Linked DNA regions of Homo sapiens: region 2 is linked to region 1. Evidence: chromatin contacts called from ENCODE Hi-C or POLR2A ChIA-PET data. All regions are on one chromosome and are shown on one strand. The core of a region is the stretch at or near the end of the contact, and the rest is flanking DNA. Distances in the headings are between cores, read along the strand shown.

Evidence for each region. A loop is a pair of places that touch in the nucleus more often than their neighbours do. ChIA-PET counts read pairs that join two places held with the same protein, here RNA polymerase II (POLR2A). Pooled maps may share reads with other maps.
Region 2: a loop to region 1 is called in a map of posterior cingulate gyrus, with 18 times the contacts of the local background. The contact joins two enhancer-like sites. A Hi-C loop is called at or near these places in 5 of 168 maps with a recorded cell type or tissue (breast epithelium, cardiac septum, colonic mucosa and 2 more) and 1 of 50 pooled maps. POLR2A ChIA-PET finds 5 or more read pairs at or near these places in 3 of 52 experiments (RWPE1, activated CD8-positive, alpha-beta T cell and activated naive CD4-positive, alpha-beta T cell).

The regions. Positions count from the first base shown.
Region 1 is chr5:31,739,390-31,743,306 of GRCh38, reverse strand. All of the region lies in intron 1 of PDZD2 (PDZ domain containing 2), which reads right to left. Among named protein-coding and RNA genes, the nearest start is that of PDZD2, 100 kb to the right of the region's middle. Within about 2 kb of position 1,591, at least 2 of the 41 ENCODE cell types and tissues checked have a DNase peak (open chromatin) inside an H3K27ac peak, as active enhancers do.
Region 2 is chr5:31,691,002-31,694,883 of GRCh38, reverse strand. All of the region lies in intron 1 of PDZD2 (PDZ domain containing 2), which reads right to left. Among named protein-coding and RNA genes, the nearest start is that of PDZD2, 54 kb to the right of the region's middle. Within about 2 kb of position 2,164, at least 5 of the 41 ENCODE cell types and tissues checked have a DNase peak (open chromatin) inside an H3K27ac peak, as active enhancers do.

The sequences.
Region 1 (3,917 bases), core at 342-2,841:
GCCATTGGGGATGCTGAGGCTGGAGGATCACCTGAGCCCGGGAAGGTTGAGGCTTCAGTGAGCCATGATTGTGCCACTGCACTCCAGCCTGGGCAGCAGAGTAAGACCCTGTATCAAAAAAAAAAAAAAGAAAAAAGAATATAACCTAATATGAAAATACATGACATACTCAACACTAAAGAGATTCAGAGTAGGTCAAAATCAATGTATGTATGGCAGAATTCAGCAGGGGAAAAGAGTACTAATGCTATTCATATAACATCCTCCAAAGGTGAAGATGGACTGGCTAATCAGAAAGAATATTTGGAAAAGTTTCTGAATTCACTTAGAAGCTCAATTTTCTATCTAGCACTACCAAATAACACATAGCAGAAAAAGTACTAGGTTGACAAACAGAAGAAACAATAATCTTCATTTAATTCACATCTTCCAGCAGTAGTTGGTAAGCCAAATGCTTTTAGAGACCAAGCAGGTAACTGATCAAAGCCCTTTGTGTACCAGGGCTTGTTCTAAGTGTATCACAAGCATTTTTCCTAGTCCTTGCTACAGTCCTCTGGGAAGACACGAATATTATTCCACTTTACAGATGAAGAAACAGAGGCCCTAGCAAGTTATGGCTCTGCAAGTTTACTAGGTTGGCCAAAGTCAAACAACCAGCAAATGCTAGAGCAGAGACTCAGGGCAGGAAGCTCTGAATCCACAGCCTCAGCTGTTCAAGACCACCATCCCCTGGGGTAGAAACAGTGGTGGGGGAATGGGGTGGGGAGGGGGGGAGTTGGGGGAGGGGGTTGCTGAGGGTTGGGTTCCCCTAATAGTGATGGGCTCCAACTGGGCTCCAACAGATTAGAGCCATGCCAGAATGTCAGGGCCCGGGGAAATGAAAAAAAAAAAAAAAAGTCACACTTTCAAACATAATATCTCTTAATTTTCAAATATTTACAACCATTTCAGTCTTTAATAAAAAATAAAAAGTAACCACTGTGCAAACTCAACAAAACCATCCACATCAAGCTCAGCCCACGTGCTTCCAAGAGGCAACCTTTACCTTACACTTTGCCAAGAATTATTTCACCTGTGTTGTTTCACTTTTCGCAATAACCCCGTGAAGAAAGTAGGATGACTTCTTATGTGTGGCTACAGAATCCATGAAGGATTAGAAGACTAATGTAATAGAAGACTGCAATGACAGGGTTAAGTCCCATTTAGAAAAGATAATTGACTTTCCTGTACCTATTCATAAGAAGAGGGCCTCAATTCAAAGTCCCCAAAGTGGGGAAGCAATCAAGGCTGGACTTTAGTTCCACCACATTGGTCAGAGACCTCCACTATGCAGTTTTCTGGAGGAAAGGCTGCCCTTTGATTTACAGGTTGTTTCCTTTTCCCTAGAAAATGAAGCCATCTCTAGGCAGGGTCCTGGGTTAAGATTTCACTAGTCAATGCACCTTGTACTTATGAATATGTGTTTGAAGGAATGAACCAGATTCTTTCCAAAGAGCAGTTTTCAGTAGGAGAGAGTTGCAGGCAGCATGAGAGTATGCACGGGGGGGTTGGGGAGCCCTGTGCAGGGAGAACAAACACCAAGACAGAAGCAAAGGCACAAGTGTTTGGCTGCTTCACAGTTTTGCCTAGAACTGGCAGTGGTGGGTCCATTCCTCTTCCAAGAGACTTGGCAATGAGAGGAACTCAGAGTACATAATGGTTTCCCCAAGGCTCTCAGCTAGTAAGAGAGGGAAGTTTGGATGAGAACTCTGGTATTCTGACTCCAAGTTCAGCTTTTACTTGTATTTTACTAGAGTCCAGTCCCTTGTTTATTGCACAGACTAGAACTCAGACCTGCTGTGATCTTGCAGGCTTCAGGTTCTAATTCACCATGGAGCTATGGATGCACAAGTAACAAACGTCTAAAAAAAAATTCTGGGAGGAGCCTTTTTAAAAAAAAAAAAAAATCTTGGCTTTAAACTGAATCAATTTTCATTGCCAAAAATTGGGGGAAATAGAGAAATGCATAAAGAAAATAAAGTCACCCACAATCTCACCAACCAGAAACCACCACAATTTTGAGTTATTTCTTCAATCTTTTTCTGAAGTGTGTGTGTGTGTGTGTGTGTGTGTGTACACACTATTGTACAAGATCTGACTATAAGTGCAATTTTAAAGCTTGTACAAGGGGTCTTCAAAAAGTACATGGGAGATGTATATTATTAAAAATTATGCATGGATTTCAAACAATTTTTTGCCCCCAAATAGACTTCTACTAGCATGTTAAAACATGTCTGAACAGGATGTAGTTTGAGGCACTAAGAAGGATAAGACATCAGTTTGAAAAACCCTGTTAGAAACATGAGTTCTGCTAAAGTTGAAATAAGAACAAACATCTAATTCATGGTAAAGCTTGAGTGGAAGAATGGTGAAATCATTGATGCTTTACAAAAGTTTACGAGGACAATGCCCCAAAGAAATGAGCAGTTTACAAATAGATAACTCATTTTTAAGAAGGGATGAAACAATGCTGAAGATGAAGCCTGCAGTGGTGAACCATGCACACCAATTTGCAAGGGAAAAAATTCATCTTGTTCTTGCCCTAATTGAAGAGGACCAAGAGTTAACACCACAAACAATAGCCAAGATCATAGACTTCTCAATTGGTTCAGCTTATACAGCTCTGACTGAAAAATTAAAGTTGAGCAAACTCTCCAGTCAGTGGGTACCAAAACCCTTAAGCCCAGGTCAGCTGCAGACAACAGCAGATTTTTTTTTTTTTTTTTTTTTTTTTTTTTTTTTTGAGACGGAGTCTTGCTCTGTCACCCAGGCTGGAGTGCAGTGGCAAGATCTCGGCTCACTGCAAGCTCCGCCTCCCGGGTTCACGCCATTCTCATGCCTCAGCCTCCTGAGTAGCTGGGACTACAGGCGCCTGCCACCATGCCCAGCTAATTTTTTTTTTTTGATTTTTAGTAGAGATGGGGTTTCACCATGTTAGCCAGGATGGTCTCGATCTCCTAACCTTGTGATCTGCCCGCCTCGGCCTCCCAAAGTGCTGGGATTACAGGCTTGAGCCACCGCACCCAGCCAACAGCAGAATTTTCAATGGAAATTTTACACATGTAGGATCAAGATCCTGAAGCATTTCTTTGAAGAATCGCAACAGGAGAAGAAACATGGCTTTACCAGTACAATCCTGAAGACAAAGCACAATCAAAGCAATGGCTACCGAGAGGTGGAAGTGGTCCAGCCAAAGCAAAAGCAGATGGGTCAAGAGAAAAGATGGGAACAGATTTTTGGGATGTTCCAGGCATTTGTTTGTTAACTTTCTGAAAGGCCAAAGAACAATAACATCTGCTTACTATGAGAGTATTTTGAGAAAGTTGGCCAAAGCTTTAGCACAAAACCACCCAGGAAAGCTTCACCAGAGTCCTTCATCACCACAATAATGCTCCTCTTCTTTCCTCTCATCAAAGAAGGGCAATTTTGTGAGAGTTTCAATGGAAAATCATTAGGCATCCACCCTACAGTTCTGATTTGGCTCCTTCTGACTTCTTGTTTCCTAATCTTAAAAATACCTTTAGAGGGCATCCATGTTTCTTCATTTGATAATACACTGAAAAGCTGTGACATGGTTAAATATCCAAGACCTTCAGCTCTTTAGGGAGGAATTAAATGGCTGGTATCATGGCTTACAATAGTGTCTTGAATTTGATGGAGTTCCTGTTGGGAAATAAAGTTTATCTTTTTTTTATTTTTATCTTTTAATCCCATTTTCTGCTAACTTTTTGAAGTCTCCTCATATCTTCCCTTCTTTTATCTTAAACATTTTATCATATAATTATCATTCTTCAAAGACTGACATTTTAATAACTATATAATACTACAACAAATGGATCAACATAATTTATTCTGCTAATTCTATTGTTGAGAATTTA
Region 2 (3,882 bases), core at 915-3,414, 49 kb after region 1:
ACAAAGTGCTGGGATTACAGGCGTGAGCCACTGCACCCAGCCTATTCCTTTACTTTCTTAATAAACTTGCTTTCACAAAAAAAAAATAAATAAATAAAATAAAATAAAATCCAGGATGTAACATATGAAAAAAAAAAAAGGCATTTATTGTAAAGGCAATCTAGGCCAAGGCCCAGCCTGTATAGGGACTGGAAGGACAGAGTGTGTTTGGGGAAAGACGCAGCCACAGTGCATACCTGGAGTGCCCAGTCCCATTTCCTCTCCAAGGCCTCCTTCCTCACAGGTGCTGAGGCTTCAGCATCTCGTGAAGCATCTCCTACACACCAGGTAGTGTGGATTCAAAAACACGAGAAAATGTAGAGATACAATCACTACCCACAAAGAGCTCATGTAAAGCCAAGACACCCTATGGCTGAAGACAGCCAAACCTGTGGTTGTTTCCAGCTTTTAACATTCTGCAAGCATTGTTTTTTGTTTTTTTGTTTGTTTTTTGAGATGGAGTCTCACTCTGTTGCCCAGGCTACAGTACAGTGACGCAATCTTGGCTCACTGCAACCTCCGCCTCTTGGGTTCAAATGATTCTCCCACCTCAGCCTCCCAAGTAGCTGGGATTACAGGCACTGGCCACCACGCCCGGCTAATTTTTGTATTTTTAGTAGAGATGGGGTTTCACCATGTTGGCCAGGCTGGTCTTGGAACTCCTGGCCTCAAGTGATCTGCCCACCATGGCCTCCCAAAGTGCTGGGATTGCCACCGCACCCGGCCTACAAGCACTGTTTTGTTCCTGACATTCTAAATGCTAACATGATTACGAAGCATTTTATTTAGGAGTGGCGTACATTCTACCATTGTCTTTAAAAACAATATTCAATCCTGGGCAGTTATGACGCAGTTAATGATGATCCATTTCAAAAAGGGCTTTGACATATGAAATCCCTTTTGCTCCTCCTCAGCCTGGGAAGCAGGAAGGAGTTAGTTCTCTCATGTCTCATTTTCCAGGTGAGAAATCTGAAATTCAGCATTTAAGCAACTTCCTCAAAGTTTTCTGACCATAAGGGCAGAGCTGGCACTAGAATCCAAGTCTCCCAGCTCCTGAATAGAGACTGACGGTCCCTTCATTAACTACATATGGGGAATATGCCAGCGAACTGGAGAGCAATTTCCTCCCAGTTACATCTAAACTTTGCTAACAAAGTAACTCCTGGCTTCAAGCTGATCTCTGGAAGCCACGAGTGCACACAGACACTTTGGGCTTGACTCTGAGCTCCCTGCTGGGGATGACAGGAGACTGTACAGCCCCAAAGCTTCATCACTGAAGGAGACAGAAAAAAAAAAGTGCTTTTCGGCCAGGCGCGGTAGCTCACGCCTATAATCCCAGCACTTTGGAAGGCCGAGGTGGGCAGATCACGAGGTCAGGAGTTCCGGACCAGCCTGGCCAATATGATGACACCCCGTCTTTACTAAAAATACAGAAATTAGCCTGGTGTGGTGGTGCACACCTGTAGTCCCAGCTACTCAGGAGGCTGAGACCGAAGAATCGCTTAAATCCGGGAGGCGGAGGTTGCAGTGAGCCGAGATCGTACCACTGCACTTCAGCCTGGGCAACAGAGTGAGACTCCGTCTCAAAAAAAAAAAAAAAAAAAGTGCTTTCCCACTATCCTCCTGCCCCCACCCCCAGACTGTCCTCTTTTCCCTGTCCTCCCACCCCCACACCCAGACTCTTCACCACTCTTAGCTCCGAGCTTGCAGAGGCCCCAGAAACCTCACATCCAATCATGAGCAGCGCAGCAGGCCCCTGCCAGGCTGCGTCCTTCCAATCAGGGACTTCACTTTGCACACCAAGGTCCTTGCCAGATCCAAACGCTCCCTCTTCCCAGCCTGAAGTTAGAAAACAAACAAGCCGCTTAACCTAAGCCAAGCAGCAGCCATAACAACAGCAGCATTCACAGCTGAGCAGGAACGCCGGCCCTCATGGTGGTCTGGGAAAGACGCCGATTCCCCTGACCCGGACAGAGGCTGCGGGTCCTCCCGGAGGCCTGGACAGCAGCCGGCAGCCAGTTGGATGCGATCACTGGATCATGAGCTGCATCACAGCTCCTCTCAGGTGCTGGCAACGGGCCCTGGCCTGCCCTGCATGTACAAGAAGGCCTGTTGGAAATATCATCATGCTTGAGCCCTCACACTGTCCACGTCCCTCAGCTGGCCTAGGAATGGCACAATGCCTCTGTGTCCTGGCTGCCGTGAGCTGGTCCAAGGGCCTGACAATGCTGGAGACAGAAGGTCATGAGGATGTCAGAGCTAGGGAAGCAGGGGACTGTCCAGAAGGCAAGGGAAGGGTTGGAAAATGAGTCAGGCTGAGAGGTGACAGCCTGCTGGCAGCCCTCACAGCCCTCGCTCGCTCTCGGCACCTCCTCTGCCTGGGCTCCCACTTTGGCGGCACTTGAGGAGCCCTTCAGCCCGCCGCTACACTGTGGGAGCCCCTTTCTGGGCTGGCCAAGGCCGGAGCTAGCTCCCTCAGCTTTCAGGGAGGTTTGGAGGGAGAGGCGCGGGCGGGAACCGGGGCCGCGCCCGGTGCTTGCGGGCCAGCGCAAGTTCCGAGTGGGCGTAGGCTCCGCGGACCCCGCACTCGCCCGGCCGGCCCCACCGGCCCCGGGCAGTGAGAAGCTTAGCACCTGGGCCAGCAGCTGCTGTGCTCAATTTCTCGCCGGGCCTTAGCTGCCTTCCCGCGAGCAGGGCTCGGGACCTGCAGCCCGCCATGCCTGAGCCTCCCCTCCACTCCGTGGGCTCCTGTGCCACCCGAGCCTCCCCAATGAGCGCCACCCCGTGCTCCACTGCGCCCAGTCCCATCGACCACCCAAGGGCTGAGGAATGCGGGTGCAGGGCACAGGACTGGCAGGCAGCTCCACCTGCAGCCCTGGTGTGGGATCCACTGGGTGAAGCCAGCTGGGCTCCTGAGTCTGGTGGGGACGTGGAGAACCTTTATGTCTAGCTAAGGGATTCTAAATACACCAATCAGCACTCTGTATCTAGCTCAAGGTTTGTAAACACACCAATCAGCACCCTGTGTCTAGCTCAGGGTTTGTGAATGCACCAATCCACATTCCCTATCTAGTACTCTGGTGGGGCCTTGGAGAACCTTTGTGTCAACACTCTGTATCTAGCTAATCTGATGGGGACATGGAGAACCTTTGTGTCTAGCTCAGGGATTGTAAATGCTCCAATCAGTGCCCTGTCAAAACAGACCACTGGGCTCTACCAATCAGCAGGGGCCAGATAAGAGAATAAAAGCAGGTGGCGCCAGATAAGAGAATAAAAGCAGGTGGCGCCAGATAAGAGAATAAAAGCAGGTGGCGCCAGATAAGAGAATAAAAGCAGGTGGCGCCAGATAAGAGAATAAAAGCAGGTGGCGCCAGGTAAGAGAATAAAAGCAGGCTGCCCCAGCCAGCAGTGGCAACCTGTTCGGGCCCCCTTCCACTCTACGGGAGCTTTGTTCTTTCGCTCTGTGCAATAAATCTTGCTACTGCTCACTCTTTGGGTCCACACTGCCTTTATGAGCTGTAACACTCACCGCGAAGGTCTGCAGCTTCACTCCTGAAGCCAGCGAGACCACGAGCCCACCGGGAGGAACGAACAACTCCAGACGCGCCGCCTTAAGAGCTGTAACACTCACCGCGAAGGTCTGCAGCTTCACTCCTGAGCCAGCGACACCACGAACCCACCAGAAGGAAGAAACTCCGAATGCATCCGAACGTCAGAAGGAACAAACTCAGGACATGCCAACTTTAAGAACTGTAACACTCACCATGAGGGTCCGCGGCTTCATTCTTGAAGTCAGTGAGACCAAGAACCCACCAATTCTGGACACAAGGCCAGAGCCTAGGC